3 separate regions of the Homo sapiens genome follow, and regions 2 and 3 are each linked to region 1. Evidence: read pairs that join two places in POLR2A ChIA-PET (ENCODE). Cell type or tissue: MCF 10A. All regions are shown on one strand. Links, peaks and the distances in the headings refer to the core of each region. The heading gives the core; the rest is flanking DNA. Region 1 has its middle 190 kb from the start of UBE3D. Region 2 overlaps LOC105377877 (a long non-coding RNA gene). Region 3 overlaps UBE3D (ubiquitin protein ligase E3D).

Region 1 (10,942 bases), core at 2,067-7,066:
CTGGCCTTTTTGCCCACAATTCCTCACTGATGTTAACTTTCGGAGCATGCTAGCCAGACTCCCCTGAGGCCTCCCTCATGCTTTCTATTCTCCTCTTCACACCTTGTTAATGAAGTGCCCCTGCCTGAAACACCTCTGCCCAAACCCATCCCACTTCTTAAAACCTTTCCTCATTTTTTCAGGTCGAATGAGTTACTCCCCCAGGTCCCCCATAGCATTTGCTTATACCTCACATTCCCTGCATTATGTCACAGCCTTTTGGGTTGAAGACTTTCTCCCCAGTTACACTATAAGACTTTTATGATGAATGACCTGGTCTTATTCATTAGTGTGATGTCACTACTTAGTAGTAAGTCTACTGAAATGCATTTTGCTGAAATGAAGACACAATCACTTGGTCCTGAGTAGAGGCTACCTTTGAAAATGAACTTAATGGCCCCTTTCTTCTCTGAACCAGGAGATCATCCTTGATAAGAGACCATATCTTGAAGGAGTAGGTAGTTATGAAGCCACATGGAACAGGGTGGCTTAGAAACATATCCAGAGCTTTTTACTGCACAAAGCCCAAACTAGGCTAATTAACTGAAGTGAAGGAAGGAAGAAAGTTTACAGAGTTATGTACCTTGGCATATTCTTAACTATGTGGATATTTTTTCATAAAAAGGGGATCTTAAATCATTTTCTACTTTTCTTTGTGTGTGTGCAATCGGCATGGGGCAAATCTGACAGGATACTAGGATGCCACACAGAATAAAATCCATAGATATTATTTTTTAAATTATATATTGACAAATTGTATATATTTATAGGGTACAAAGTGATGTCATTTTTTAATATAATGTGCCATAATTAAATCAAGTGAAATAATATATCCATCATCTCAGCTCACTTTTTTTGTGATAAGAACATTTGAAATTTATTGTTTTAGTGATATTAAAATATACAGTACTGGGCCACGTGTGGTGGCTCATGCCTGTAATCCTAGGACTTTGGGAGGCCGAGGTGGGCAGATCACATGAGGTCAGGAGTTCAAGACCAGCCTGGTCAACATGGCGAACCCTCCTCTCTACTAAAAATACAAAAATTAGCCAGGCATGGTGGCTCACGCTTGCAATCCCTGCACTTTGGGAGGCCAAGATGGACAGATCAATTGAGCTCAGGAATTTGAGGCCAGCTGGCCAACATGATGAAACCCTGTCTCTACTAAAAGTACGAAATTTATTAGCCAGGCATGGTGGCACATGCATGTAATCCCAGCTACTTGGGAGACTGAGGCAGGAAAATCGCTTGAACCTAGGAGGCAGAGGTTGCAGTGAGCCGAGATCACACCACTGCACTCTAGCCTAGGCATCAGAGTGCAACTCCATCTCAAAAAAAAAGAAAAAAGAACTATACAGTACTCAATTATTAGCCATATTCACCATATTGTAGTATTGATCTAAAAAAAATCAAACTGATGATAGTCAAAGGGGACAAAGCCTCAGTTAGATGGGAGGAATAAGTTTAATTTCTTTTGAAATTAATTCCACAGATATTATAACCTACAGGCACACATAATGCACTAGCTACAACACAGAGGAGAAATGAAAGTAATTTATAATAAATACTCTCCACTTTAATATGGAAATGCTCAGTTTAGGACCACACTGGAAGACCTGGGGAGCAGTCTATGCCTACACCACACATGTGCAGCTGCACGTGCAGACTCACACAAGTGGGTGGTCTCAGTGACTCACTCTGGCGGCATCCCAGGGAAAGTGCCAATCCAAACAAAGTGAAATCTCCCCTCAATACATGGTAGCTGTAAATCTGGAAAATTCCATGTGTATTAAAATCATGCAAAAACATACTTTGTTTTTCTGCATAAAACGAAATTAGATTCTGGGCTCAGATAATTATAAAAACCTGTCTCACCTATAGGAATGTCTGACAAAACATCCAATATTTGTGAGGGATGTGGAACAATTCTTTGATGGGCAGTGCTGTGCTGTGCATTGTGGAAAATTTAGAATCCCTGGCTTCTCCCAAATGCCAATGGCACTCTCAAATATTACGACAACCAAAAGTAGTCCCATCAATTTCCAACATGGCCCCTAGTAGGCAAAATCATCCCCACTGAGAACCCCTGACCTAGGTGACTGGGTTTATGAGGAGGTAGACTCAAAAAATTTAAGTGAATCACCAAAGTTGACATTGCTAGGAAGTGGCAGGATCAGAACTATATGTGTAATTCACATCTGTTGACTCTCAATCCAGTGCTATTTTGTTAGGTATATTCACACACATGTAGCCATAAATGTATATGTTACATTTATATATAGATGCATACACGTATGATAAAATTTGTTTTATTGAGAAACTATCTAGTCAACATTTGACTACATCTGAATTTCATAAAAGCCTGTTCTGACATTTCAATTAAAATTAGTTCAGTCATACTGCTCAACTTAGGTGAAACAGATATGCAACACAGGCTAAAGGCAGGAAAATGTTGCATCTCCTAATTACTACAGACTCTTCCATTTCTATGTGGCTGGCTGGGTAATCAGACCACCTTTCCACTGAAGCAACCACTTTCTACTGAAAACAACTGCAGAGGTAGGGGAGTCCCCAAGACCACCCTCACTTCTGACACCAATTACAAGTTTGGGGTCCCCAAGATAGCCACAAACTTGAAACCTTGCTAGAAGGATTCACATAACTCACTGAAAGCTTTTATACTCACAGCTGTGATTTATTATAGCAGAAGGATACAGATTAAAATCTGCCAAGGCCAGAGACACACGGGGCAGAATCCACATATGGAGCTTCCATTGGCCCCTCCCAGCCAAGTCATGGACAGTGCCAACTTCTCCCAGCAAGGATGTGAGAAAATGTGCACAGAGTGTTGTCAACCAGGGATGCTCAACTGAGCCATGGCTTCCAGTTTTTACTGGGGCTCAGTTGCTTAGACCTGGCTGCCCGCCTTAAAACTGACCTTTAGTTTCCAGCCCTTCTAGAGCTCGAGCTGATACCATGTGACTCACAGCCCCAACTCAAAATCACATCATTAGGCTATTGGTGTGGACCAGGCTCTCAGGTACACAATGGCATTCATATTGGGCAGTACATTCCAAGGGCTTAGAGATCCTCTCCCAGGAGCCAAGAGCAAAGGGCAGATGGCTCTTGGTTAATAGAAGACCCATCTGCTCATAATGCTACTACCTCAAACTATAAGGGTAAGTCAGAAAAGAATTCACCTCATACCCTCCTCCAAGAGAGTGCAAGGATGTTTACCTTGGCACCAAGCAGTGACAGAAAGAGGGAAAGCTATCCCTGAGATATTACCACAAGCTAATCTTGACACAGATTTGCAACCTAGCCTCCCAGATTTGCAGTCCAATAAAACCACAGGTTGTAAATGTTGTTTAAATTGGCTTTGAAGTGGTAGTGCCTTCTAGCACTTGGCAGAAGTAAATTCCAGTCCTCTCTGGAGGAATATGCCTTTATCCTAGGCCTCGAAGAAGTCTCACAGTAAATTTTCTGAAAAAAAATGAGCAGCTTATAACAACCCAAGAGTAGGAACCAACAGAATAAAAGACAGCAAAAACAGACCTGCAAATACTTTGGATATCAGAACTATCAAAGAAATGATAAAATAACCAGGCTTCCTCTTTTTAAAGACATGTAAAACTCTAAATACTGCAAAAGACACTAAGAGAGCTTAGAAAAATGAATCTATAGAGTTTTCAAAGATTTGAGCCTCTTCACAAAACACAGGTAGACAATAAGTAGAAATTATTGTTTATAGAGCTGTGGATAAGCTAGGTTGGCTTTAGTCAAAAGTGCATTCTAATTTTTGTCCTTCTTGATTTAAAAAGTAGAGATCTTATGATAAATATTACTCAGTGCTATTTTAAAAAGAAGTGTAAATACAGCTGTTCCTCATTTACTATGCCTCACTAAAAAATAAAATTAATTGGGTCTACCATTTATTAGCTAGTTGCCATTGGACAAATTACTTAGTAACATTAGTCTAAGTTTTCTGTGAAATGAAGATAAGAATAGCATTGACTTCATTTTTAGTAAAATGAGGATGGGGATAGTATTGACTTCCTAGGAGTATTGTGAAGAGTAAACAAGATGATGCATGTCAAATGCCCAGCACACTTGGCTTATAGTAATTGATCAATATAATATGGCTTTTTTTTTTTTTGGAAAAAAAAAGGAAAATGTGATGTTTTAAAGATGACTAATTATGGGCAACTATTTGCTTGATAAAATTATACACTATGGTGTTCCTTTAAAATGAGGTATATTAACCCACATTGATTAAAACAATCTTTTACTCCTGGACAGAAAAGTCTGCCATGGAGGCAGAGAGGAGAGCCAGTGGGGCCCATTGTTTACAGGTGTTTACCTTGTCAGGTCATTATATTCTTCCAGTTCCATTTCCTTCTCATGTCTCGCTTTTCACTTCCCTTCAATTCTCATGTCTTTCCACTCAGTGAACATATAAACAGTTGGACAATCTTTAGCAAAATAACACTTAAAACATGTGAAAACTATTTTATTACCTCTTCTTTGTTGATCAAGTTGAATACATCAGCTCCTTTAAACTTTTTGCTTGGCCAGTTTTCCAAACCTTTAATCATCACTATTTTAGAACCTACGAGAGTTTTATCATATGCCATTTAAGTGTGGAGCCCAAGGAAGACATTCATTCAGTGATGGTCTGACTAATGCTGACTCATCTGGAAGGTGAGTGTCCTGCTCCTACTTATGTTTCCTAGGATAGTATTGTGCCCGATGTTATTCTTTCAGGGGTTGGCAACTGAAAGAATTTGGCCTGTAGGCCAAGTCCACCCACTGCCTGTTTTGGTAAATATTTGAGTGTTATTAGAACACAGCTACCTGTATTCATTTAAGTATTGTCTGTATCTACTTTTGTGCTGCAACTGCAGAATTCAGTAAGGTCTCTTGTGACAGAGACCTTACGACTCAGCAAAGCCTAAACTCTGGCCCTGTGATCACTGAGTGTCAACTTGATGGGACTGAAGGATACAAAGTATTGATCCTGTGTGCGTCTGTGGGGGTGTTGCCAAAGGAGATTAACAATTGAATCAGTGGGCTGGGGAAGGCAGACCCACCCTTAATCTGGTGGGCACCCTCTAGTCAGCTGCCAGCGAATATAAAGCAGGCAGAAAAACATGAAGAGGGAGACTGGCCTAGTCTCCCAGCCTACATCTTTCTCACATGCTGGATGCTTCCTGTCCTCGAACATCGGACTCCAAGTTCTTCAGTTTTGAGACTTGGACTGGCTCTCCTTGCTCCTCAAGCTTGCAGACAACCTATTGTGGGATCTTGTGACTGCGTACATTAATACTTAATAAACTTCCCTTTATATATTACATTTATACTATTAGGTTCTGTCCCTCTAGAGAACCCTGACCAATACAGGACCTTTGCAGAAAATGTTTGCCAACTCCTGCTTGAAAATGTTACTCTGCTCGTGAGCCATATTTACCCTGAATACCTTCTCTCCAGCCTCATCTGTCTCTCTCTCCTTGCTCTCATCTCTCTACCACCTCATATCTTTCTTCAATCTCTCTTGTCCACTACGCTGAAGCCACACCTGCCTCCTTTCAGTTCCAGGAAAACACCAAGACCTTTCTTGCCCAGGGACTCAGCACAGGCTATTCACTCTGTCTAGACAGCCCTCTCTGTCTGGAACAGTCTTCTTTCAAAAGCGGATTGCTTCTCATTGCTTTCCAGCTCATATCTCAGAGAGGTTTCCCTAACCACTCTACTCTGAATAGTTCTTTCTCTCACATATCAATTATTCTTTTCCACATTACTCTGCTTTTTCCCTTCAAAACACTTATCACAACTGGAAGTTTTTTATTTATTTCCTTGTTTAAGGCCCCTGTCCCCCCTTGTTCTGTGAGTTCCCCGAGTGAGAAACAATGTCTGTTTTGTTCACCACTCTATCCCCAGAGCAGAGCACATAATATGTGCTCAATAATAAATTGCTGAATAGATGAACAAATAAGAGGCAAATTTGCACGTATAATGACCTTCCTTTTATTTTGTAATTTGGATTTTCTCTTTAAATGTAAGTACTCCACTTTGATAATGTTTGTTATATTTTCTCTCCTTTGCTCCAAATTATCAAGGTCCTGTGGTATTTAAGGTTTTTTTTTCTCTCCTTCATGGTAATTTTTCTCCCAGTGTGATGCCATTTGCAAACTTAATGAATACTATTTGGTTATTTATGTGGTTAGGAGCAGAATGAGGAAGACAGGTTGTACTGACTGCTCTGTTACATTTGGGACATTTCAGTAATAGGAACACTGAATCTTCACAGAGAAAGCCTCAGCTCATTCCTGAATGAGATGCTGAAAATAATGTATTAGAATATTAATGAATACCTCATAAATTGTTTAATGTTGGTTTCTGGAATATTTGTACATTGATGCCAGTATACATTTTGATTTCTAGAAAAGCATTCCCATAAGCCAAAATTGATTATACTTACATGCTTTAATTACAAAAATTTTCTGCAGTAAATATCTCTTCACAGTAAAATGAGATACACTAGAGAAAATTGGAATTCTTAAGCAGTGTAACAATTATGGCTCTGATTAAACTCCGTCTCTGCTTTGCAGTGATGGTCCGGCCAAAATGAAAGTTTTTCTGTTGCTGGCTCCACTGTACACATCTCCTCACCTAACACCCATCAGAACAGCCCCCGAGGCAAAATCCAACAGCTCCTTAACAACTCAAGAACACTATACAGAACTTAGAAAACGTAGTTAGGGCCAGTAATTCTCAGAGTGTGGTTCCCAGACCAGTAGCAGCATCACTGGGAACTTGTTATAAATGCTAATTCCTGGGCCCCACCCCACCCTACTGAATTAGGAACTTGGTGGGCTGTGTTAGAGAAAAGCTGTACCATGACCCTTGTTAAAGATGGTAAGACAGACATTATTCAAAGGAAGGTACTACAACAGGGTTTTGTAATAGGAGAGAGATTGGGCTCAACTCCGAATACAATAAGGATGAGTGGGAATTTATAGCTGTATTAGTCAGGGTTCTCTAGAGAGACAGGACTAATAGCATAGATGTATATATGAAAAGGAGTTTATTAAGGAGTATTGACTCACACAATCACAAGGTGAAGTCCCACAATGGGACGTCTGCAAAAAGGAGCAAGGAAGTCCCAAAACCTCAAAAGTAGGGAAGCTGACACTGCAGCCTTCAGTCTGTGGCTGAAGGCCTGAGAGCCCCTGGAAAACCACTGATGTAGGTCCAAGAGTCCAAAAGCTGAAGAACTTGGAGTCCAATGTTCAAGGGCAGGAAGCATCTAGCATGGGAGAAAGATGGAGGCCAGAAGACTCAGCCAGTCTAGTCCTTCCACGTTCCTCTGCCTGCTTTTCTTCTAGCGGTGCTGGCAGCTGATTAGATGGTGCTCACCCAGATAAAGGGTGGGTCTGCATCTCTCAGTTCATTGACTCAAATGTTTATCTCCTTTGGCAATACCCTCACAGATACACTCAGGAACAATACTTTGTATCCTTCAATCCAATCAAGTTGACATTCAATATTAACCATCACAGTAGCTAAGGAGCAGGAAGGGATCAGAGGATGGGAACTTACTTGAGGAAACATCACGAATAGGGGAAATTCTGGCTAAAGGGACCTAAGAGGATTCTTGCAGAAGGCAGGCCAGGGTGATCAGACATCACCTAGGCGATGGTGGATGATCAGATATTCAGGGTAATTGTATCTGGAGGGTGGAGAATTCTAGTTAAACTGATTTAGTAGGATTCTTGCTAACATGGACAATGCAGAAACAAACACAGAAGCTTAAAAGCCAGGGTCTCATTGAGAAGAGAGTTCAGAGGAGGCTGACTGGAATTTGGTGAAACAGAGAATCTTTGTCAGGTGCTGGAGAGGCAAGGAGAAAGGAAGTCAGCGATCTGTGTTGTAACAAGCCCACCAGAAGAATCTAATACAGGTGAACTACTGAAGTAGGCAGAAAAAATTTATTCCAGGTGGTGTTTAGGTAGAAAATCTGTGTTTTAACTCACTTATGTAAAACACAGAGGTCCCCTAGCTACGTATGCTAAGGAGTGAAGCTTTCCAACTGGGTCCATTCTCTTCTGATACCTACTAAGGCATTGTTTCTGGGATGAGTCTCCAAAAGTCAGCAAATTTCTTCTCTGGTCTGGAGGGCTTTTCTTCAGGTAGGTTTTACACACACTTCTCCTGACTCAGATGTGAGTAATAATTGGGCCAGGACCTTTCTTCTCTGCAGTCTACATTACACACTTACTTGCCAGAACTTTGACTTTCCCCACTTTTTTTTTCATTAAAATTGACCTTGGACTCTCCCTTGTTAGACTTGCTCTACCTTGCGGGCTGAAATGGAAAAGAGATTTTTACATCTGAGTAGTCATTCATTAACTTGAGCATGCAGGATCACTGGATGCCTGTTAAAACAATTGCTGACCTCCCTTGATCACCACCAAGTTTTTTGATTCAGTAGGTCTGGAGTAGGTTCAAGGATCTGTATTTGCATAAATTCCCAGGTGATGCTGATGTTGCTGGTCTGGGGACCACAGTTTGAGAACTACTGTTATGGAAGAGTGAAAATTAATTTAATTCACCAAACAGTACTCAAAGTTTTTAAAACAAATGTGTGTTTACTAGGTATGTTAGTCCGTTCTCATGCTGCTAATAAGGCCATACCGAAGACTGGGTAATTTATAAAGTAAAGAGGTTTAATTGACTCACAGTTCCACCTGGCTGGGGAGGACTTGGGAAACTACAATCATGGCAGAAGGGGAAGCAAACATGTCCTTCTGTCCTTCTTCACATGGTGGCAGCAAGGAGAAGTGCTGAGCGAAGAGTGGGGAAAGCCCCTTATAAAACTGTCAGATCTCATAGGAACACACTCAGGATCATGAGAACAGCATGGTGGTAACTGCCCCCATGATTCAATTACCTCCCACTGGGTCCCTCCCATGTCACAGGGATTATGAGAACTATTGTTCAAAATGAGATTTGGGTGGGGACACAGCCAGATCATATCTCTGGGTACTTGTCCAAAGCATATCCTAACTGGGAGGATTTTAATTTTTTAATGCTTTTTTTTTCAACTTCATATTAGCCAATATGGTAAGGAGCTGATGGTATGCTACAATTCACAGGCCCCAGGTACAGAAAGCTGTACCTGAGAGATTGGATATCTCTTTCCAATTCTGTTCAGCGACATCATGTTTGTAGCTTGAAATCATCCATGGCAGCAGTATCTATATCATGGAAATCAGGCAAGCATTATAGATCAGGGTTTCTCTCCCACTCTCCCAAACTGATTGTTTAACATTTACCAGCACACTACTGGGAAGAACCATAAATAATGAGCATACAGGGTAAGATCTGAAATTTCCTTGCAGTAGTATAGACGTGAATTAGACAAGGGTTGGGAAATGAAATTTGTAAATGTATATGTCTTCCAAAAAAATGTGAAAAGGAATGATGAGGTCAAAAAGGTATTTAGCAATTGCTTAGGGTAAGTTGAGAGGCCAGAAAAGTGTACTCTTTAAGTGATGGGCTTTGGAGTTAGATACACCTGGGATGGAGTCTGACTCCATCGCTTATTGTCACTTATTGTATGTGATCTTGAGTAGGGTGCCTGACCTCTCCTGATTTTAATTTCCTCATTTGTAAAATAGAAATAATGTGTTGTTATGAGGCTTACATAAGACAAGTATTTTTAAATCTGGCATGATGCCAAACATACTTGTTACCTTAATTCAGGCAATGTTAATTATTATTACTATTTTTAAAAATTAAGTATAGAGGTTGCCAACATTCTGTAAACAAATATTTACTCAGCACCTTTTATGCACCCAATACTCTGTAGACACCATTACTAAGTTGTGGTTACTACAGTCCAGGAGTTTACAATGTAATGATGCCATCACATTTTCTATCAGCCTGCAATAAAAGAGAACTGAAATGTATTTGTTTAGGTGTGTATGCTAACTTTGAAGTATAAATATTGACAGAAAAGGAAATAGACCCAAAAGAATTAATAGGATTATAAACTAAAAGGAACAGAGGCTATGAAATATAATGTGAAACGATTGCTCTTTCTGATCATGCTTTGGCAATAACAAAAAATTTCTCAGGCACTAGGATACTTTGCAAAGAATACATAGAGGATTAAAAAATCTCATTTGAACAAGAGAAAATGTTAACATATGATTTAAAATGATTAAAAGCAAGAACGTTTTGTCACTTTTCAGTATAATATAGAATAGTGCAACATACAATATGAAATGGAGAATATTAATTGGCTTACACAATTAAAGCACTATTTGAAATATAATTCTATAACAAGGGGACTATTCATTTGGTTTTTCATGATTCCTACCAAAACATTTACTGAAATTTTTATGTATCTAGAGTTGACAATGGAGGATTTTTAACTTATACTTTTATAAAGATATAAAAATAATTCATTCAGAATCAATTTACTCCCTGTATAGAGAGTAATATATATTGCTATACCTTTTTAAAAATGTAAATATATATGATACCTACATATGCTATTGAATGGAGTTCTGATGTCAATATCATGTTCTTTTTCATTAAACATTGGACAATCATTCTTATGCAGATATCCAAGGGAAGGGTCTCTGTTTTGGATTCCTCCTCTCCACGTGTTGTCCAAATTCAGCTTGTTTTCTTTCCCATTTACATCCTGTGATCACTTCTTGTCTCACTTGATTCTGGCAGAAGAGGGTAGGCTTGTGTTAAAACCACCTAGATTTTGTCACATATATGCTATGTGATTTTGGGCAACTTGTTTGAACCTCAATTTCATCTTCTGTGTGATGGCTAAAATAATAGTTCAATTTTATAGGGTTGGTTGTGGAAATTAAGACAACAC
Region 2 (10,942 bases), core at 2,206-7,205, 58 kb after region 1:
GGTGTTTGGTAAACTTCAATGTGTGTGCTGTAGTTGATATCCAGGATTAGCTTGTTTCTTTTAAATTGTCTAGGGATGTGTCCAAAAGAACATTTAAAAATGTGCCTTGTGATACATAAACAGTTTAAAGGTCAATGGAAATTTAAAAATCCAAACATCCAATAGAAAGTATAATGAAATAGCAAATCAGAATTAATTTTCTCTTATTTTTCATCCACATTTACTTTGGAACATAAACCTACTTTCTAGGTTAATAGATACTTACAAGCTAATATATGTTTGATGTTAACTGTTAAATGTATGATCATTTAAACTTTTTAAAAATCCTTTAAAAATTTTTTATAAACAAAGCTTTCTTTTTAGAAATCACATCCTTTTCAATAAAAATCATTTTTATTTCTTTTCTTTTTTTTTTTTTTCTTGAGACATGATCTTGGCTCACTGCAGCCTTGCCTTCCCAGGCTCAAGCCATCCTCCCACCTCAGCCTCCCAAGCAGTTGAGACTGCAGGCATGTCCCACCATGCCCAGCTAATTTTGTTTATTTTTTGTAGAGATGAGGTCTCTACTCACTGTGTTTCCTGGGCTGGTCTCCAACTTCTGGGCTCAAGCACTCTTCCTGCCTCAGCCTCCCAATATGCTGGGGCTACAGGTGTGAGCCACCATGCCTGGCCGATAAGCAGCATTTAATATATATAAATATATATAAATATAATATATGTAATTAATATATTAATAGAATATAACCTGTTCACAGAAGGCTGAATGATAATATAGCTCAGTTATGGCTACCATTTATTGAACATTTATGACACATTAGGCTCTTTCATATATCTCATTTAATTCTCATGTCAGCTCTACAGGTAAATAATATTATGTTTCTTTTACGGATAAGGAAACTGAGGCTCAGTGAGCTTAAGTAATTTTTCTGTGATCCACAGATAGAAAATGATAGAGTGATACAGAAACTTAAGTCTCACATTTGAAAAATCCAAAAAACCCTACCATTATACCACATAGGTTTTGAATAAGTTACAATGCAATTTCACATATATTTATCCCTTAAACTTGCTCTCACTATTTACGTTCTGAAATCTGAAATATGGTTCCTAGGCTCATGCTTTTGCTTTTCTCTATATTCAGTTAAGTATTGTAGAAAATTATGTAGAAGTATTTCTATTGAACATAATAGCCCTCCAATAAATACAGTCAGCCCTCCAGATCCACAGGTTCCTATCCAACTGCATGGATGCAACCAACTGCAGATTTTACAAATCTTTTACATATTTTTGAAATATTAAAAAAATCCACAAAGGTCCAAAAAGCGAGATTTGAATTTGCCATATGCCAAGCACTATGTTGATTCTATGTGAATGAAGTGATATATAGGCATTGTATTATGTATTAAATGTAATCTAGAGATGATTTAGAGTATATGGGAGGATGTACATAGGGTATATGCATATACTACCCCACTTTATCTAAGGGATGTGAGCATCCGTGGATTTTGGTATTTGAGGGGGGTCCTGGAACCAATTCCCCATGGATACCAAGGGACGACTGCATTTACAGACTGAATGCAGAATTGATCCTAGAACAATATCATTTTTGTCTCTTTAAAAGCACCCTAATAAACACTGATCTGTGGAGCGTTGCGTGTTGATAGAGACTGGACAGCTCTGGGTCTCAGATCTCTACAGCAGCATATAAAAAAATAAGGCATTCATTACTGATGCTGAAACAACTTCTCCTCCCTGTGGACTGCCTCTTAAGCCACAATAACATTTTACAAATACAATATTATTCAGCCAATCATTTCCCAAGATGCGTAGAAATCTGAATGCAGATCATATTTGTGTAAGTCTCAGCACAGTTTTATGTCTGAAAAGTGAATTCAGTGACAGTTATTACAAATGTCTCAGCCTCCTTTTGAAAGGCATCTCACTAAGGTCAAGAATTAAGAAACTAACTTTTTGTTCCTTTGGTCTCTGTCATGAAAACTTGAGGCTAAACATATTTGTACTATGCAAACATTCAAAGCAGCAGCTAGGTACTACATGTTTTAATGTAATTTTTATCTATGATATGCTGTGAAAATATTTCTAAGAAAACATCTAACTGCTGAAACTTCTCCATTATATCAATTATATTGAGACACTGAATAATAAGTACATTTTTACTCCTCATTGGAATTTCTTTCATTTTTTTCCTTAGTTTTCTCATTTTTCCTAAAAGAGATGTACTTGTCACACAAAGTAATTATTAAGCATTGTGAGATTTGTGCTTCAATTGGAGATAAAAAATAATATGAAAATGAGATGAAAATAAGATTAAAACGTTACCTCTTTCATCTCCATGGATTGGAATCAAAATGTCTGTTTACCTCAAGTACCCATCATATCATCTTTTCCTTTCTGCAAGACCACAGTGGTAGAGGATAAAGCTTGCTCTCCTGGCACCATGGAGCCCAGAAAATTGCTGTCTTTCTCTTGTTTGTATTTCTGTACTCTGCACTAGGTACTACCAGAGGTTGGCAGGAAGCATGTTAGAAATGAGACTAATGCTTTCTATTTCAAGTGGGTGCTGGAGGATATTAGAGGTAAAAGCTGCCCTTGAAGAGCCCACTTCATCTTGTAACGAGACTTTGCGGCCCGTCCTGCTGGAATCTGGGTTACTTTTGGAAACCCAGTTTATTACCTAGAGATGTGAGAAGTCTTGATTGACCTGTCCTCCCTCTATGGCTAATAGAACTGTCAGCTCTCCTGTCACTCGGCCATCTCCAGCCCTAGAATATAATAAAGACCTTGAAGGTAATACGGGAAGTGGAGCATCCCAAGGGTATAGCCTTCTCAAAAATAAGGCTGCTTGTTGAACCCAATACTCTACTTCAAAGGTTTGAATTCATAGCAAAGGGGAGTGAACTTGAAATAGCCTTGCTTTTTTAATCAGTATAATTTCCTTTTCCATTTCAGCATGTGCATATCACTTCAATCTATGAATGTCCCAAATGTAGCAATGAAAAGTTGAGCCTGGCAAGGTGAGAAAAGATAACTCAGAGGAGGCCATGATTTGTGTGTGTGTGTGTGTGTTGGGGATATGAATAGGTAATAGCAGTTAGTTGTAAGGGGTGCTTTGTCTGAAGGAAAGCTAAAACCCAGGTTTTAGTAAATAACTATTAAATTCTATTCCATTTATTGAACCAGGCAATATACATTGACCTCTTGATCTTAACTGGTATCATTCCCTCTGCTGAAGTTAGAGACAGAAGATGCCCTGACAGAGATGATTAATGTTCACAAAACATTCATGTTCTCTCCTTTACATTTACACCCAGTCTCCCTTGCAGGAATGTTTGAACCATGAGACTAAGTTCTCATCAATGGGAGCTGAGCAGAGATAATAAACCATTTCCAGAACTGACTGCTGAAAACATCTCAAGTGACTCTCCATGTCTCTCTTCCCTTGCCTTTTGACCTTAGAGGCCACAAGTTCCAGATGGCATTACTACAAGGGAGGAGCAACCTGGATTCCTGGATTTCTGCTCAGAAGAGGACTGCCCTGGAGAGCTACTCAGTTACACTTCAAATAAGCGAAAATAAACTTTTATTTTATTAAGCCAATGGGATTTCAGGGTTTGTTATCACACAGCATAGATTATCCCAGGAGTTCTCAAAATGTGATTCCCAGACAGCAGCATCAGCATCTCCTGGGAATTTGTTAGATATGCATATTTTTGAGCTCACCTGAAGTCTAGTAAATCAGAAACTGAGGGTGGGACACAGTGATCTGTGTTTTAGCAGGCCCTGCAAGTGATTCTGATACACTCTAAAGCTTTGAGAACCATAGGTCTAAACTACCTCATCAATATGGCAGAATCCTTGATCTCCAGGATCTCACAGTCTAATAGACAGAGGCCCTTGTATCCTAACCTCTTCTCAATTTTCCCAAGTCCTTCTTGCCTTTGCTGAAACCAGCCCATCTTCTGAGGACAGGACGTTTCTTATAGCTCTCTCAAAGCAGTGCTATTTATTCTTTTACTACTCGTGCCAAACCTGCGGTTGGTGATGAAACAAACTGTTGTTATCTTTGCTTCTTCCAACTTAGCACTCTCTTACTCTTCTATAAGAAAAAAATATTTTGAAACTCATGCCATTCAGCTCTATCATTCTTTTTATTTCCTGGTTTATGTCATCTGGCAGCCTCTGGGTGTCCATTTATTAATGACTTTGGCATGTGGATCACAGTCTTCACCTCCACCATGAGTATGGATCATTTCTATGCACACTTATACTTGTTTAAATCTCTCTTAGATAAAATAAATTCCTGAACCTCACATAACCCTCCTAAGTTTTTGTCCTATTTCTCCTCTCCCTATTCACAACCACATTTCTTGAGTTGTCTATAATCATTGTCTCCATTTTTTTTTACTCCTCTCAAATCCATTGCAATCTAACTTATGCCCTCAACAATCTACCAAAATACTGTTTGTGAACATCACCAATGTCTTCAATGTAGCTGAATTCAATGAATAATGTCAGAGCTCAATTACCTGATCTGACTCTGATAACCACACCCTTCTATTTGAGATAATTTCTTCTCTCAACTTTTCTTGTACACTTTTTTATTATTTTAAATTTTCTGACCAGTTCTTCTGCGTCCTTCATGCGTGCCCATCTTCCTCAAAGCATAGTCCTTGCTCCCCACCCCCCGTTTTTCCTTATGCTATATTCCTCCCCTAAGAAATCTCAGCCCAAACTATATTTCAATTACCATGGATGCCCAGATGACTGACAAAGGTATATTTTCATTTAAGACCTCCCATCTAAATTCAATCCCCTATGTCCAACTGTCCACTGACTTCTCTTGATATCTCAAGCATATCTTAAACTCAACATGTCCCACCCAGAACTTAGAATTTTGCCGTGCATCACTCAGTACTCTTTATCTCAGTAAAGGATATTCTCATCGGTCTATTTCTATTAGCCAGAAACCCATGAGTTGTTCTTGATGCTGACTTCTCCCTTACTCTTCATATCCAATATATCACCAACTCCTGTCAATGTGATCATACTGAATATCTCTCAAATGTTCCTGTTTTTAACCTTTCCACCAGCATCATTCTTGTCCAAGCTACTATCTACTTTTATCTGGACCACTACATTTGCCCCTCAAGTGACGTATCCACATCTATTCTATGTCATCTCATTCTTTTTTTCTAAAAATCTTCCAGTAGCATCACATTGTTCTCAGAATAAAGAATAAAATGTTTATTATCCATATGACACCTTTTATATATTAGTCCTTCTTTCCACTTACACCTCACTTCACACTCTTCCATTTGGTCTCTTTCTAATTTTTAGCTGCGTGACCTGTTGCAAGTTATTTAACTTCATTGATTTTCAGATATCTGTAAAATGGTGACATTAATGTCAATTTAATTGGGCTCGGTATCTGAAACAGAGCATATCATAAATGGTAGGAAGGGTTCTAGTGATTATTAAAGATTTACAGCAATTCTAATTCTGAGTTTAGATCTCTGATCAAATGGATTGTTCAATACAGATCACAAAATACTATGCTACAAGTCATCTGTCTTCAGTGTTTTAGCAGGACCATTTGTGATGATAAATATAACTCCTGAGGAATTCTGGGTGGATCCTCGAGATGTGTGATTCCTCCTAGTCCTGAAAATGCTGCACCAGACAAGTCACACACATCCTTAAGGATTCTTTGTTGTAAATTCTTTTTGCTGAATTAGCTGACAGAGTTGAAGATTTCTTAGCTCAGCAGTTCTTCTGGGTTTCAGTTTGGGCCTGCCATCAATGATTCATGAAGAACATATTAAAGTTTAGGTTTCGATCATAAAAAGGCAATGTGAATGCTTCACATAGGGGGTGTAATTAGATCAATTACATGAAGTCTCAAGGTAATTATAAAGGGAATATATATATATATTATATATATATAAAGGGAATATATATATAATATATATGTAAAGGGAATATATATATATTATATATATAAAGGGAATATATATAATATATATAAAGGGAATATATATAATATATATATAAAGGGAATATATATAATATATATATAAAGGGAATATATATATAATATATATATAAAGGGAATATATATCTATATAATATATATATAAAGGGAATATATATATATAATATATATAAAGGGAATATATATAATATATATATATAAAGGGAATATATATATATAATATATATATAAAGGGAATATATATATATAATATATATATTCTACTTTAAATTCTGGGGTACATGTGCAGAATGTGCAGGTTTGTTACATAGGTATACAAGTGCCATGGTGGTTTGCTGCACCCATCAACCTGTCATCTACATTAGGTATTTCTTCTAAAGCTATCCCTCTCCCAGCCCCCCACCCCTGACAGGCCCCAGTGTGTGATGCCCCTGCCTCCATATCCATGTGTTCTCATTGTTCAATTCCCACTTATGAGTGAGAACATGTGGTATTTGGTTTTCTGTTCTTGTGTTAGTTTGCTGAGAATGATGGTTTCCAGCTTCATCCATGTCCCTGCAAAGGACATGAATTCATCCTTTTTCATGGCTGCATAGTATTCCATGGTGTATGTGTGCCTCATTTTCTTTATCCAGTCTATCATTGTTGGGCATTTGGGTTGGTTCCAAGTCTTTGCTATTGTGAACAATGCCACAATAAACATATGTGTCCATGTGTCTTTATAGTAGAATGATTTATAATACTTTGGGTATATACCTAGCAATGGGATTGCTGGGTCAAATGGTATTTCTAGTTCTAGATCCTTGAGGAATCGCCACATTGTCTTCCACAATGGTTGAACTAATTTATGCTCCCACCAACAGTGTAAAAGCGTTCCTATTTCTCCACATCCTCTCCAGCATCTGTTGTTTCCTGACTTTTTAATGATCACTATTCTAACTGGCGTGAGATGTTATCTTGTTGTGATTTTGATTTGCATTTCTCTAATGACCAGTGATGATAAGCTTTTCTTTTCATATATTTGTTGGCTGCATAAATGTCTTCTTTTGAGAAGTGTCTATTCATATCCTTCACCCACCTTTCGATGGGGTTGTTTTTTTCTTGTAAATTTGTTTAAGTTCTTTCCAGATTCTTGGTATTAACCTTTTGTCAGATGGATAGATTGCAAAAATGTTCTCCCATTCTGTAGATTGCCTGTTCACTCTCATGATAGTTTCTTTTGCTGTGCAGAAGGTCTTTAGTTTAATTAGGTCCTATTTGTCAATATTGGCTTTCGTTGCCATTGCTTTTGGTATTATAGTCATGAAGTCTTTGCCCATGCCTATGTCCTGAATGGTATTGCCCAGGCTTTCTTCTAGGGTTTTTATGGTTTTAGGTCTTATGTTTAAATCTTTAATCCATCTTGCATTAATTTTTGTATAAGGTGTAAGGAAGGGATCCAGTTTCAGCTTTCTGCATATGGCTCACCAGTTTTCCCAACACCATTTATTAAATAGGGAATCCTTTCCCCATTTCTTGTTTTTGTCAGGTTTGTCAAAGATCAGATGGTTGTAGATGTGTGGTGTTATTTCTGAGGCCTCTGTTCTGTTTCATTGGTCTGTATATCTGTTTTGGTGCCAGTATCATGCTGTTTTGGTTACTGTAGCCTTGTAGTATAGTTTGAAGTCAGGTAGTGTGATGCCTCCAGCTTTGTTCTTTTTGCTTAGGATTGTCTTTGCTATGCGGGCTCTTTAATTTCATGTTGCTCAGATTGTTTCCAGCTTGAGAAAATGTCATCCCTGGATCTTTAGGTCCATTATTTATCTAACATCTATCCTATGTTAACCTTTTGGATGATACTTGTTTGGAAAAGCTAACTGAAGTATATTGTCTTAAAGGACCATTGAATATGGGATGCCAAATCAAGCCTATGTGTTTGTTCTTTAAAAGATTTTTCTTCCCTTTTATCCTCTAACAATATAAATGTAGGAAAGAATTAGAATAGACCTATTAAGTATCATCATGCAAAGTTAAGGAGAATTAATAAGCTGCACAATTCCAGCATGATGATTCTAGTCACCCTGGTGATGCGCATCTAACAGATTTTTCAGGGTCACATGTAATCTACCTGGGCACTTCCATGTGTGAGCAAAGATGCCATGAGGATTTTCATGACGTGGGCTGGCTCCTTCACTGACTTAGTATAATAACTGCTCTTTTTGCACTATATAAATTATTATTATTTTTATTCTGAAATAAGCAAGTCAAAATCATGTTAAAATCTATGAAAACATTATAATTTGCCAAAACAGCTGTGACAATAATGAAACACTTTCATTTATTCACCAATGGAACTATAAACTGAAAAGAGCTTAATGAGTAAGGATGAATATAATGTCCCTATATAGGAGTTCCTGACACAACAAAATGGGCACAACACAGTGAAATGGGAAATAACATTATTTTATTACTCACTATGATCTGTCCAGCTCTATTACATGAATAAATGAACCACAGACAATTGACAGGGTGGGAAAGCCTAGTGGGTGTGCTTAATAAAAAGACAAAGTGAAAACGATGAAGGTCCGGGTAGAGTATTTTGGGGGAAACATCCTATTAAAGATACTCATGCAGCCGGCTGGGAGGCTTTTAATGATCAGATGGTCTAAGAATCACTTTGATAACTAGTGACTGTCTTGTTAATAGAAATCTCTCTTCATCATTGTTAGGCAGTAAGTAATCTTTCATAGATCAGCGAATTTCCATTAAATTCTACAAGTACTTATTGATCCACTATCACGTATGTATTTAGTATTGTGTCAGCGACTGAGAATGCTAGAATTTAGTATTGTAAGGCTAATAGCAGCTAAATAGGGAGATGTAACATCTGATGACCAAATAGTTAAGAGTCAAAGGCTGTGAATTATTTTCTAAATTAATGGTATACATTTTTTACATGCTCTAAGAATTAAGAGGGGGATGAAAATGCCATGAGATGCAAAATATTGAGGATGGTTTCATGTATGACATGAAGTTTGAACTCTGTCTTGACTGTCTTGGAGAACAGATACAATTTTGAATGGGAGGAGAGGAATGGAAGAGACTATTCTTTGATAGAGACCAGCTTGAATAAAGCCACAATGATTAGGTAGACTAAACCTGAATTTCCAAGACATGAGCATAACCACCTTGTTGTAGTGAAGGACTCACGTTTAGAAGAGTGAGAGAAAAAGTTTTTGAAAGGTTTATTCAAGATTGCTTCACTAGTAACTGCAAAACGAAAACAGAGCCTGGTTCTCAGTTTTGTTACTCACACTTTCTTGCTTTAACATGTAATCTTCCTCTTTTTTCTCTCCACACCTAATTCATCTGTCCCCCAAATCACTTCAAATCCATTTATATTTTCTACACACCTTCATATTATATTGTGTAGACCGAAGCTTATTAGCACATATACTTGATATGAATTCTTATCCAAGCACTGAATACAGTTTGCCCCTACTGAATGCAAAAGTTGGTTACTTTTAGCTGCTTCTTAAGTATTATAAGTATTTTTTTTTTAGGAAAAAAAATATTTGTATGACATATTATCTGGATACCTGACTTGAAGCAAGTATGAAGGTCTTACACAGGTGATTATACCACATACGCTGTGGTTTTGTACACAGAAGATGCTCAATTTCTGAATACGTAAATATATGAATAAATACATGTAGGCTTCCTTACCAACTTTAATCCTAGAATGATTGGCATGTGTTGTTGTGAGTTTAGAGATTTCATAGTGAATAATGAGAGGATTTTAACTTATGCAACAAATGAGAGAGAGAACTCCCTAGATTACTTCATAGACAACTTGGCTCCTTGCAAGTATAATCAGAAGTAACTTTTATAAAAATTATCAATGACGTAGTCAAATTATAGAAAAGTTATATTTTACTAGTCATAAATTAGAACAGAAGTCTATATCTAATATTTATTAAACTGTCTCAGTCCACCTCTGGATGTGGCTTGGAATCATTTCGCATGACCCTCAATTATCTTCTGGTCAATTCCTATTAAAATTTAAGTTGATAATGTGGCTTTTTATTTTTATTTTTGATGGAGTCTTGCTCTGTCACCCAGGCTGGAGTGCAATGGTGCGATCTCAGCTCACTGCAACTTCTACCTGCCAGGTTTAAGCAATTCTCCTGCCTCAGCCTCCTGAGTAGCTGGGACTACAGGTACGTGCCACCATGCCCAGCTAGTTTATTGTATTTTTAGTAGAGACGGGGTTTCACCATGCTGGCCGGGCTGGTCTCAAACTCCTGACCTTGTAATCCACCTGCCTTGGCCTCCCAAAGTGCTGGGATTACAGGCATAAGCCACCACGCCCGGGCAATAATGTGGCTTTTCTATAATGACTGATTGAAATTTCATGTTTCTTTGGACTTCAGGAAGCTTGGGGTCAAATTTACAACCCAGTTATAATTGTTCATGCTGTACCTTTTTGTTTGATTGGAGTTTTAGAATGCATTTGTCATATTGTGTGTGTTTTTGCAAAAGTGTGCCTCCAATTCTCTTTTAAGAGTGATAAGATATAAAGCAGTAAACATTTTCAAAACACATGTCCTGTTCCAGGCACTGTGTTAGACACTGCAGATGTAAATAAAAACTTGATTAACAAATCATAGAAAAGAATATTGAAGCTTAATAAAAATTGGTAAAATTTCTCCATTCCCTAAAGTTATGTCAGTTCAAAGAGATAATATGGCAGATAGATGCAACCATAAATTTTCATTGGATGTTGAAGTAGAAAGGACTAAAGAGGGTATTTAATACAGTGTTTCCCAGATATGTTACATAAGGCACTATTGCAGAAGATAGTAGTCATTTTGGGTGACAGAGCAAGACTCTGTCTCAAAAAAAAAAAAAAAGAGAGAAAAGAAAAAAGAAAAACATGAATATAAACCC
Region 3 (10,942 bases), core at 3,155-8,154, 76 kb before region 1:
TCCAGCTCAGAAAAACATTTTCATAGCTGTAGAATGGGGATAACAATAGTTCCTTCTCTTAGGTTTCTGAGGGGTAAACGAGATTACATGTAGAACAGGGCATAGAATGTAGGAAGCATTCAGTGTGTTAGCCGTTAGTCTCTGCCACCCCTTCCCCCAGCAGGTCCCACAGAACTAAGACTGCATTTCCTGTGACTGTATACTTCAGAGTATGAAATGATGGCCTGAAAAATTGCCTGATCCATCTGCTTTATATCAACAACACCATAAAAACGTCTTGGACATGTTCTCTGTGAATTTTTAATATAGTTTATTTCTAGTTTTTGTACTTTGCCTTTTTCTCTCACAATTGAGTTTTCTTCTTTCATATCAGATTTTTAAAATAATTATGATAATGCATTTTTGAAAGTTAATGTGTTGGTGTGTTCCAGACTTGTCAGCTTGTGGGAAAGTGACATCAGCGTCCACCCGCTAACCCTGCCCTCTGCAACCTGCTTGGAGCTGCTGTTGATATTGTCAAAGAGTAATGCCAATCTGCCTTCATCCCTTCGCCGTGTGAATTCCTTTCAGGTGAGCAATGGCTTCTTTTCTAGGCCGTGATTTCTCAGTTTTACTTGGAATTATTTTTTAAGGATCCTCTCTTTCACAGGAGATAGCCCGTGGAATTCCCTAGTTTCAAATCATAACAAGCATAATGCATGTATTGCTTTGTCTATCTGTTTTTTGTTTGTTTGTTTGTTTGTTTGTTTTTTGGAGGCAGAGACTCTCTCTGTTGCCCAGGCTGGAGTGAAGTGGTGCAATCTCGGCTCACAGCAGCCTCCGCCTCCCAGGTTTAAGCAATTCTCATGCCTCAGCCTCCCGAGTAGCTGGGACTACAGGTGCATGCCACCACACCTGGCTAAATTTTTGTGTTTTTAGTAGAGACAGGGTTTCACTGTATTGCCCAGGCTGGTCTCGAACTCCTGAGCTCAGGCAATCTGCGTGCCTCAGCCTCCCAAAGTGCTGGGATTACTGGCATGAGCCACCGCATCCGGCCTTTGTCTATCTCTTTTTAAATAAATGAACAAACAGATGCTCAGAATTGACTACGTAATTGTCTAGTTGTGGCAGAACTCACAGCTGTATAACTCCAGGCTTTCTCTCCAGCTCCCATCTTGCCTCTGGGAAATGGCAAGAAGATCAGGTAGACACTTGTGAATGCCACCTCCCTTCTCCCAAGTTTGCAGGAGACCCAGGAATCTTAACCATTATTAGTGGCTTTGCTGCTGTTAGCCTGAAGTCAAATTGCCAAATGGATGTTTAACAGGATTGGTCTATTTAACAGGGTTCTACTTTCTGAGCCATTTCCCTCTCTCTCCTTAGCCCTCTCCCTTATCACTTCCCTACTGCCCTTGATATTTATTTGTTCTCCTAGTCTAACTCAGTTCTGCAAATGTAGACTGGCCAGCAAGATGACCAACAGGAAGACCCCCCGCCTCCCTCGCAGTCAGCTAATTGTCAAATGAGTGTCAAATGAGAATTAAATGTTAACTTGTGGCTTAAGTTGTGGCCCTATCACTACTATATGTAATTGCACATATCTGCGACTCTTGACAATGGGAAAATACGAGCCCTCGGATGCTGGTGGGAATACAACCTACGTTGCTGAGAAATAAATAAACATGGGTTGTTTCTACTTCTGAAGGGTTATTAATGTATCCTAAGAAAACTTCAGGAGCATTGTATATTGCTTTGTACCTCTGTTATGTGGTAAAACAAGATGTGGATTTTCCTATGAATCATACCTCAAGAAATGGAGAGAAAAAAACTGCTCCAATCTTATTTACATTCCTCTCCTCTTGGAAATCTGTTACATGGATTGTCTCCGTGATGCTCTTCCTCTTTCTGAGCCTCAGGCACTCATAGAGTACAGTCTTTGGTCTTAGCATGCCTATTTATATTTGCTGCCCATTGGTCAACTCCAATCCTGGTGTCTCAAAGGACCTTAAAGAACATCTTCTCATTTTGTAGGAGAGGAAATTGAGATCTGGAGCAATGGATTGAATTGGCCAGGAAACACTCAGTGGGTCAGAGACCAAACTGGACTCACTCACCAGGATTACTCCATCTGCCACCAACTGCAGTGCCCACTAAGGTCCTGGGGGTGGAGTGAGTGTGAGTGGTGGGTGGAGGCAGGTTATTAGATCTGCCTTGGAATGTCCACAGCCTCCCCTTATTTTGCAGTAGTTTGTATTTATTTTATTTATTCATACACTGCCTTAAACCAGATATGACTTAAAATTCTGTCTATCCATATTTCTTTAAGTTCTGCTTATGGGATTGAATAATGCAAAAGTTTGTATATGCCCACAAATGTTCATGGAGGGAGAGACAAGAAACTTAACAGTGGTTATCTTTGAGGAGTGAAGCTGAAAAACAATAGTTTTATATTTCACTCCTTCCCTCATGTACTGTTTGAAATTTGCATGCCATGGGTGAGTGGGCAGCAAGAGAAATGACTCTGACTTAAAGGATTTTACGGCGTATTGGGGGAAATAGAACAGTCATCCATGGATGATTTAACTTGAGAGGAATTTTATTACAAAGTAGCCTCAACACAAGTCTTAAAGAAATTAAAAGTAAAAGAGTAATCTAAACCAAATATGGGAGGTTTGGGAGGAAGACCAATCTATATTTCTTCCCTGTGAGACCCAGAAGGCCTTGCCCCCTTTAAGGATGTCATTTCAATCTCATGGAAACACAGGTGCATGAAGCCTGGCCTGCAATTGGCGGCATTAGTGTGGTCTTAGCACCTTTAATTAGAGGAGCTCTTAGAGCGGTCTGAATGTTAATTACTCAATGCCCTTTTCTATTGGTGATTGTACTTCATGTGGTTTTAGTCCCTTTTCTGAATATTATTGTCAGAAACACACATGCTTTTCCAGTTTCACAGATACAGAGAAACTTGACAGAATCTTATGAACTGGTTTGGTCCCTGCTGTCACCCCTGGAAAGATGTATTCTTATAAGGAACATACCAGGAATCATCTTCCCTACCCAGGTCTTCACTCCAAGATGAAGGATCAGTGAAAATGGGAAAGTGTGTGTCAGGATTAGAAAGAGATGCTCTGCTTTTTCATCTTTGTACCACCCACTTCATCATTTATTATAATGGCGAGGAATGGCGCTTCTAATTTTGCCTGTGTTTAGGATTTTTTTTAAATTGGAAATTCACTTTCATGCACATTTTTTAAGAGCTATATTGGCAAGAGCTATAAAATAGCAGAATGACACTTGTTAAAGTTATCTTTACATTTCCAATTCTCTTACTTTTCTGGCTGAGTCACTGTGAGCAGTGCTTCTTTTTCTGTAAAGCTGTCATTTTAGGATTCTCTTGGTGCTCCTGCTTGAGCTGTTATCACTGCTGAATCTCAAAAAGAAGAGTTTATCTTATTAATTAAAACAACATAATATGAAATTCTAACTTCTTAAATTACATTGTAACATTTCTCTCAGGCCAACAGGGATCTCTTTTGGTGGTTTTGTTATAAATATAGCTTCCACTCTGTTATAGTACCTTACTATTTCTAATGCAATTATAAGCCAACAAAATGTAGGATTTGATTGAGATTCACTGACATATTGCTAAGCATATACTAAGTTGTTGCAGTGGTCCCAAGAAGATGGATGGACTTATCATTCCTTATCATGTCGCTTCCTGCTTAAAATTCTTCCATGGCATCCTGTTGCAATGAAAATAAAATCCAAACTCCTTATCTTGGCCAATAAGGCCGGGGAACATCTTGGCCCTGCCTCCCTTTCTGACCTCATCTCTGGCTCTCTCACTCTCACTCTGCTCCAGGCACACTGGCTCTATCTCCCTGTCCTTATCACGAGCTGGTTCTGGCTGTAGGATCTGTGGACTGGCTGTTTTCCCTGCTACTGGGAGAATACTCTGCACCAGGTCTTTGCATGGCCACCTGCTTCTTGTCGTTCAGGTCTCAGTTCAGGTATCCCCTCTGAGGAGAGGCCCAACCTGACCCCCCTTCTTCACATCACCATTACTCTGTAATCTTACCTTGTTTAATTTTCTTCATAGCACTTTCCACTATTTGATCTTGTTCATTTATTTGTTCACCTTTTTCCTCTACTAAAATATGTGTTGACTGAATGAATGGGGGAATGTCTGTTTTTGTTCAATATTGTGCCAACAGAACTTAGTATAGTGCCTGGATGTAGGAAGAAGTTAATAAATATTGGATGGCTGGCAAGATGGCTGGATGGGTGGATGAAGGCACAGTTAAAATGCAGATGGACACAGCCATGTGACATTCTAGAAATCTAAAAGACTGAGCTGGGTTACACAGAGGTACGTACAGTATACACTCAGGGCAGAAGCAGCAGCCCTTTCTCTGCTGGGGCAGTGCTAGACTCAACAGATAAGGTCTGGATTTAAGATATGTCAGCAAAGTTGAGCACAGATGGGTATCCACATTGAAACTGCAACCTGGTGTTTTGTACAAATGAGAAAAACTCGAAGAAGAGTTCAGCCCTTAGAAAGAGCTGGCAGGATTCAGATAAGCAAAGTGATCAATATATAGGATGGGACTCTCTGGGTACTGGAGACCACAGTACCACAGTAGGGAATATGGGAATGATGCCCAACTTTTGTGCCAGAAACCAACGCAGTAGGCATTAGAGGTGCAGAGGTGTCCTCTGGAGGAGGCAAGTTGCAGCCTGTTGACGTCATTGCCGTTGCTAGTTTATTTCACTCTGTGTGCTTCAGAACTCTGGGGTTAGGTGGCACAAGGCCATTTCTATACCCATCTTGCTGGGCAGCAACCAGCTCTTAACCTGAAGTCCTGCAATGGCAGCTTTAAATATAGGTAAGATGTCTGGAAGGTAGAACCTTAAAAGCAATCAGGTTGGAACCAGGACTGGGCAAGAGCTGCTGGTTTTAATGGCAACTATGTATTTTTCCTAGAATCCTGGCCTATTGCAACTAGAAGGAATAACTAGTCTAATAATCTTATTTTTATAGATAAGGAAACACATACCCAAGAATGTTAAGTTGATATTGGAGACTGAAATTCTGATTTCTTAGTTGTGCTTTTTGTGCTACAGAGACTATGTTGACTTCTCTTTGGGTAGAGAGGGGATTTTTCTATACTTAGCATTTCTCTGCTCCAAAGTAGCTCACACCTGTAATACCAGCACTTTGGGGGCTGAAGCAGGAGGATCACTAGAGCCTAGGAGTTCAGGTCCACCCTGGGCAACATAATGAGACACCATCTATGTAAAAAATTAAAAAATTAGCAGATGTGCTGGCATATGCCTGTAGCTCCAGCTACTCAGAAGGCTGAAGTAGGAGGATTGCTTGAGCCCTGGAGGTCAATCCTGCAGTGAGCCATGATTGTGCCACTGCACTGCAGCTTGGGTGAGAGTGAGACCCTATCTCAAAAAAAAAAAATTAGATATTAATAATCAGATAATAATATAAATTATAATAGCTAATTTTTTTTAGTTCTTTCTGTTTTCCAGGTACCGTTCTCAGTGATTGGTACTTAGTAGCTCATTTCATTTTCATGATACCTCCATAAGGAAGGTATATTATTGTTTACATTTTACAGGTGCAGAAACTGAGCACAGGTGCACAACATTCCCAAGCTCACACAGCTAATAAGTAGAGGAACATGAAGTACAAGGCCTGGCTCGAGAACCCCTATTCTTAACCACTAAATAATGTTAACCTCTTTTAATAAGGTTGGTTAAACAAAGTAAGATGTTTTTAAGTGGCATGACTTGTCAGCCCCTTGCATGTGCTTAAGGGGTAGTGTGATCCTCCTAGTTGAGGAACATAGTAAACAGTATTTCTCAAATGTACTTGATAGCAGGGAGACTTTTTCTAGGGGCATTTTATGGGATTAATGTTTGCAGAATACAAATGGGGAGACACTGTTCTATCTCTAAAGACCCTTATGTACATTCTTAGTGGCAGCCTTCCTTACCTCCACAAGAAGTAGTGCTGCAGTTTTAGAGGCTGATTGTCAGGAGGATACCATCTCTTTCTTTTGAGACTAGATGGTCGTCCTTTTGGTCAGGGCCTCTTTGGTCAGAATGGCACAGTAGGAACAAGATCTGCCTTTGGCATTCCTTGGTACACACTGAATCAAGCCTGAGGCCCAGAAGTCCTCTGGCTGAGCATTGCTTTCCCACCCTGTACCTGTTCCCAGTTCTATTTCAACTGGCACTCATCCACTCTGTACACTGCATACCAAAGTAGTAACGTGGCAAAGGGTTCTACTGGTAGATTAAGCCCTCTGGCTAAACTCTGCCTCTCCCCTAACTTAAGGATTGACTCTCACTGAGAATGCTCCAGAAGAGTCTTCCTTGGAAAATATACTCAACTAGGATAAGGAAGGAGTGTTTCATAGCCTTGGTCCCTGAGTGGAGGAAACCCTTCCTGTTTATTCCCACATCTTACCTCATTAACTCCAGCTCCAACCAGCTGCTCCAGGCTATCTAAATGGTATGGATAGAATTTTTAAGGACATAGCCCCAGGTTAATGACAGAATTCTAAACAATTTTAGATGTTTTCACAAACACTTGCCTTTTTCAGATCCTTGCAATTCCTATTTTGTTTATTCTTAATTTTTATGGGTACATAGTAGGTATATATATTTATGGGTTACATGAGATATTTTGATACAGGCATACAATGCATAACAAGCACATAAGGGTAAATATGGTATCTGTCACCTCAAGCATTTATGCTTTGTGTTACAAACAATCCACTTATACTCTTTTAGTTATTTTTAAATGTACAATTAAATTACTCTTTACTATAGTCACCCTGTTGTGCTAGCAAATATTAGATCTTATTCTTTCTTTTTTTTTTTTTATCCATTAGTCATCCCCACTTCCCTCATCCCTCCACTACTCTTCCCAGCCTTTGGTAACCATCTTTCTACTCTCTGTCTCCATGAATTCAGTTGTTTTAATGTTTAGATCCCACAAGTAAGTGAGAACATGCAAAGTTTGTCTTTCTGTGCCTGGCTTATTTCACTTAACATAATGACCTCCAGTTCCATCCATGTTGTTGCAGATGACAAGATCTCATTGAGTTTTATGGCTGACAAGTATTCCATTGTGTGTATGTGCCACATTTTCTTTATTCATTCATCTGTTGATGGACACTTCGGTTGCTTCCAAATCTTGGCTCTCGTAAATAGTTTTGCAATAAACATGGGAGTGCGGATATCTCTTTGATATACTGATTTCTTTTCTTTTGGGTACCTACCTAGGAGTGGGATTGCTGGATTGTGTGGTAGTTCTTGAACTCCTGACCTCAAGTGATCCACCTGTCTCAGCCTCCCAAAGTGCTGGGATTACAGCTGTAAGCCACTGTGCCCAGCTGGTAATTCTATTTTTTGTTTTTTGAGGAACCTCCAAACTGTTCTTCATACTGGTTGTACTAATTTACATTCCCACCAACAGTGTAAGAGAGTTCCCTTTTCTCCACCTCCTTGCCAGCATTTGTTAGCCTGTCTTTTGGATAAAAGCCATTTTAACTGGTGTGAGATGATATCCTGTTATAGTTTTGATTTGCATTTCTCTGATGATCAATGATTTTAAGCACCTTTTCATATACTTGTTTGCCAATTGTGTATATTCTTTTGAGAAATATCTACTCATATCTTTTGCCCATTTTTTAATCAGTTGATTAGATATTTTCCTATAGAGTTGTTTGAGCTCCATATGTATTCTGGTTATTAATCTCTTGTCAGATTGGTAGTGTGCAAATGTATCGTTCCATTCTGTGAGTTGTCTCTTCACTTTGTTGATTGTTTCCTTTGCTATGCAGAAACTTTTAATTTGATGTGATCTCATTTGTCCCATTTTACTTTAGTTGCCTGTGCTTGTGGGATATTACTCAAGAAATCTTTGCCCAATTCAATGTCCTAGAGAGTTTCCCCAATGTTTTCTTACAGTAATTTTGTAGTTTGAGGTATTAGATTTAAGTTTTTAATCCATTTTTATTTGATTTTTGTATATGGTTAGAGATACGGGTCTAGTTTCATTCTTCTGCATATGGATATCCAGTTTTCTCAGAACCATTTATTGAAGAGACTGTCTTTCCCCCACTATATGTTCTTGGCACTTTTGTAAAAAATGAGTTCACTGTAGATGTATGGATTTGTTTCTGGGTTCTCTATTATATTCCATTGGTCTGTGTGTCTGGTTTTATGCCAGTACCATGCTATTTTGGTTACTATAGCTTTGTAGTATAATTTGAAGTGAGGTAATGTGATTCCTCCAGTTTTGTTCTTTTTACTCAGGATGGCTTTGGCTATTGTGGGTCTTTTGTGGTTCCATATAACTTTTAAGATTTTTTTTTTCTATTTCTGAAGAATGTCATTGTTTAGGCAGTGATTGCATTGAATCTGTAGATTGCTTTGAGTATTGTGGACATTTTAACAATATTGATTCTTCCAGTCCATGAACATGAAATATCTTTCCATTTTTTTGTGTCTTCTTCAATTTCTTGCATCAATGTTTTACAGTTTTCATTGTAGAGATCTTTTATTTCCTCAGTTAAGTAAATTCCTAAGTGATTTTACTCTGTTTGTAGCTATTGTAAATGGGATTATTTTTAATTTATTTTTCAAATTGTTCCCTGCTGGCTATGGAAATCCTAGTGATTTTTGTTTATTCATTTTGTCCCCCGCAACTTTACTGAATTTGTTTATCAATTCTAATAGTTTTTCATTGAAGTCTTTAGGTTTTTCTAAATATAAGATCATATCATCTGCCAACAAGGATAACTTGATTTGTTCCTTTCCAGTTTAGATACCCTTTATTTCTTTCTCTTGTCTGATTGCTATAGCTAGGACTTCCAGTACTATGTTGAATAACAGTGGCAGTGGGCATCCTTGTCATGTTTCAGATCCTAGAGGAAAGACTTTTAGTTTTTCCCCATTCAGTATGATACTAGCTATGGGTCTATCATATATGGCTTTTTTTTGTGTTGAGGTATGTTCCTTCTATACCCAGTTTTGTAATGGTTTTTATCATGAAGTGATGTTGAATTTTTCCAGATGCATTTTTAGCACCAACATTAATTGAAATGTTTATGTGGTTTTTGGCCTTCATTCTGTTGATATGATATCTCACACTGAGTGATTTGTATATTTTGAATCATACTTGTATCCCTGGGATAAATCCTACTTGGCCATGAAGAAATATCTTTTTAATGTGTTATTGAATTCAGTTTGCTAGTATTTTATTGATAATTCTAAATCAATATTCTTTAGAGATAATTGGCTTGTAGTTTTCTTTTTTTAATGTGTCTTTGTCTAGTTTTGGTGTCAAGGTAATACTTCTGGCCTCCTATAATGAGTTTGGAGGTATTCCATTCTCTATTTTCCAGAATAGTTTGAGTAGAAGTGGTATTAGTTCTTCTTTAAATGTTTGGTAGAATTTGGCAGTGAAGCCATCAGGTCCTGGGCTTTTCTTTACTGGGGAACTTTGTATTATGGCTTCCATCTCATTTGGTCTGTTCAGGGTTTTTTCATGGTTCAGTTTTGGTACATGGTATGTGTCTATGAATTTATTCATTTCTTCTAGATTTTCCTATTTATTGGCATATAGCTGCTCATAGTAGCCATTAATGATCCTATGAGTTTCTGCAGTATCAGTTGTAATTTCTCCTTTTTCATCTCTGATTTTATTTATTTTATTTATTTATTCTCTCATGTTTTCGTAGTTATTCTGGCTAAAGATTTGTCAATTTTGTTTGCCTCTTCAAAAAAACCAACATTTTGTTTCATCGATCTTTTATATTGTTTTCTTCATTTCAATTTCATTTATCTCTGTTCTGATCTTTACTATTTCTTTTCTTCTACTAATTTTGAGTTTGGTTTGGTTTGCTCTTGCTTTCCTAGTTCTTTAAGATGAATCATTAGGTTGTTTATTGAAGGTTTTTCTTCTGTTTTGATGTAGGCACTTATAGTTATAAACTTCCCTCCTAGAACTACTTTTGCTGTATTCCATAGGTTTTGGTATATGTGTTTCCATTATCATTTGTTTCAAGAAATTTTTCAATGTACTTTTTAATGACTTCATTGACCCACTGGTCCTTCAGGAGCATATTGTTAATTTCCATGTATTCGTATAGTTTTCAAAATTCCTCTTGTTATTGATTTAAGGTTTTATTCCATTGTGGTCAGAGAAGATGCTTGATGTTATTTCAATGTGTTTTGAGTGTTTTAAGACTTATTTTGTGACGTTAACAGAAGGTCTGTCATTGAGAATGATCTGTGTGCTGAGAAGAATATGTATTGTTCAGCACCATAAGATAGGGCAAGAAAAAGAAAAGAAAAGAAAAGAAATTAAAAATTTAAAAAATATGTATTCTACAACCATTGGATGAAATGTTCTGTAAGTATCTTTTAGGTTTATTTGGTCCATAGTGCAGATTAAGTTTGATGTTTCTTTGTCTGTTTTCTGTCTAGAAGATCTGTTGAATGCTGAAAGTGGGGTGTTGAAGTCTCCAGTTATTATTTTATTGGAGTTCATCTCTTTCTTTAATAATACTTTCTTTACATATCTGGGTGCTCCAGTTTTGGGTGCACATATATTTACAATCATTATATCATTTTGCTGAATGGACCCTTTTATCATTATATAATGACCTTCTTTGTCTCTTTGTATAGTTTTTGTCTTTAAATCTATTTTGGATGATATAAGCCTAGCTACTTTGCTCTTTTTTGGTTTCCATTGACATAAAATATATTTTTCCATCTTTTTATTGGAGAGTTTACTTATATTCAGTGTTGTTATTGATAAGTAAAGGCTTACTCCTGGCATTTTGTTATTTGTTTCCTGGTTGTTTTGTGGTCTTCTCTTCCTTCTTTCCTTCCTGTCTTGCTTTTAGTAAAGGTGATTTCCTCTGGTGGTATG

What was found. ChIA-PET counts read pairs that join two places held together with the same protein. Peaks named below come from ENCODE experiments on the same cell type or tissue, not always from the same donor. Only the 100,000 strongest peaks of a DNase experiment are listed, where the experiment ranks them.
Region 2: POLR2A ChIA-PET joins it to region 1 with 5 read pairs; 4 of 35 experiments call an interaction of 5 or more read pairs at or near these places.
Region 3: POLR2A ChIA-PET joins it to region 1 with 5 read pairs; 3 of 35 experiments call an interaction of 5 or more read pairs at or near these places.

Annotation. Positions count from the first base shown.
Region 1 is chr6:82,869,793-82,880,734 of GRCh38, reverse strand. No RefSeq gene overlaps it. Among named protein-coding and RNA genes, the nearest start is that of UBE3D, 190 kb to the left of the region's middle. In MCF 10A, for the core only: no CTCF peak of the experiment used is centred there; DNase peaks (open chromatin) are centred at 3,334 and 4,734.
Region 2 is chr6:82,812,086-82,823,027 of GRCh38, reverse strand. LOC105377877 (a long non-coding RNA gene) reads left to right here. Exons shown (of 3, transcript XR_007059665.1): 3 at 3,478-3,618. Among named protein-coding and RNA genes, the nearest start is that of UBE3D, 250 kb to the left of the region's middle. In MCF 10A, for the core only: no CTCF peak of the experiment used is centred there; a DNase peak (open chromatin) is centred at 4,097.
Region 3 is chr6:82,946,940-82,957,881 of GRCh38, reverse strand. It overlaps UBE3D (ubiquitin protein ligase E3D), which reads left to right. Exons shown (of 10, transcript NM_198920.3): 9 at 432-570. Among named protein-coding and RNA genes, the nearest start is that of UBE3D, 110 kb to the left of the region's middle. In MCF 10A, for the core only: no CTCF peak of the experiment used is centred there; a DNase peak (open chromatin) is centred at 6,251.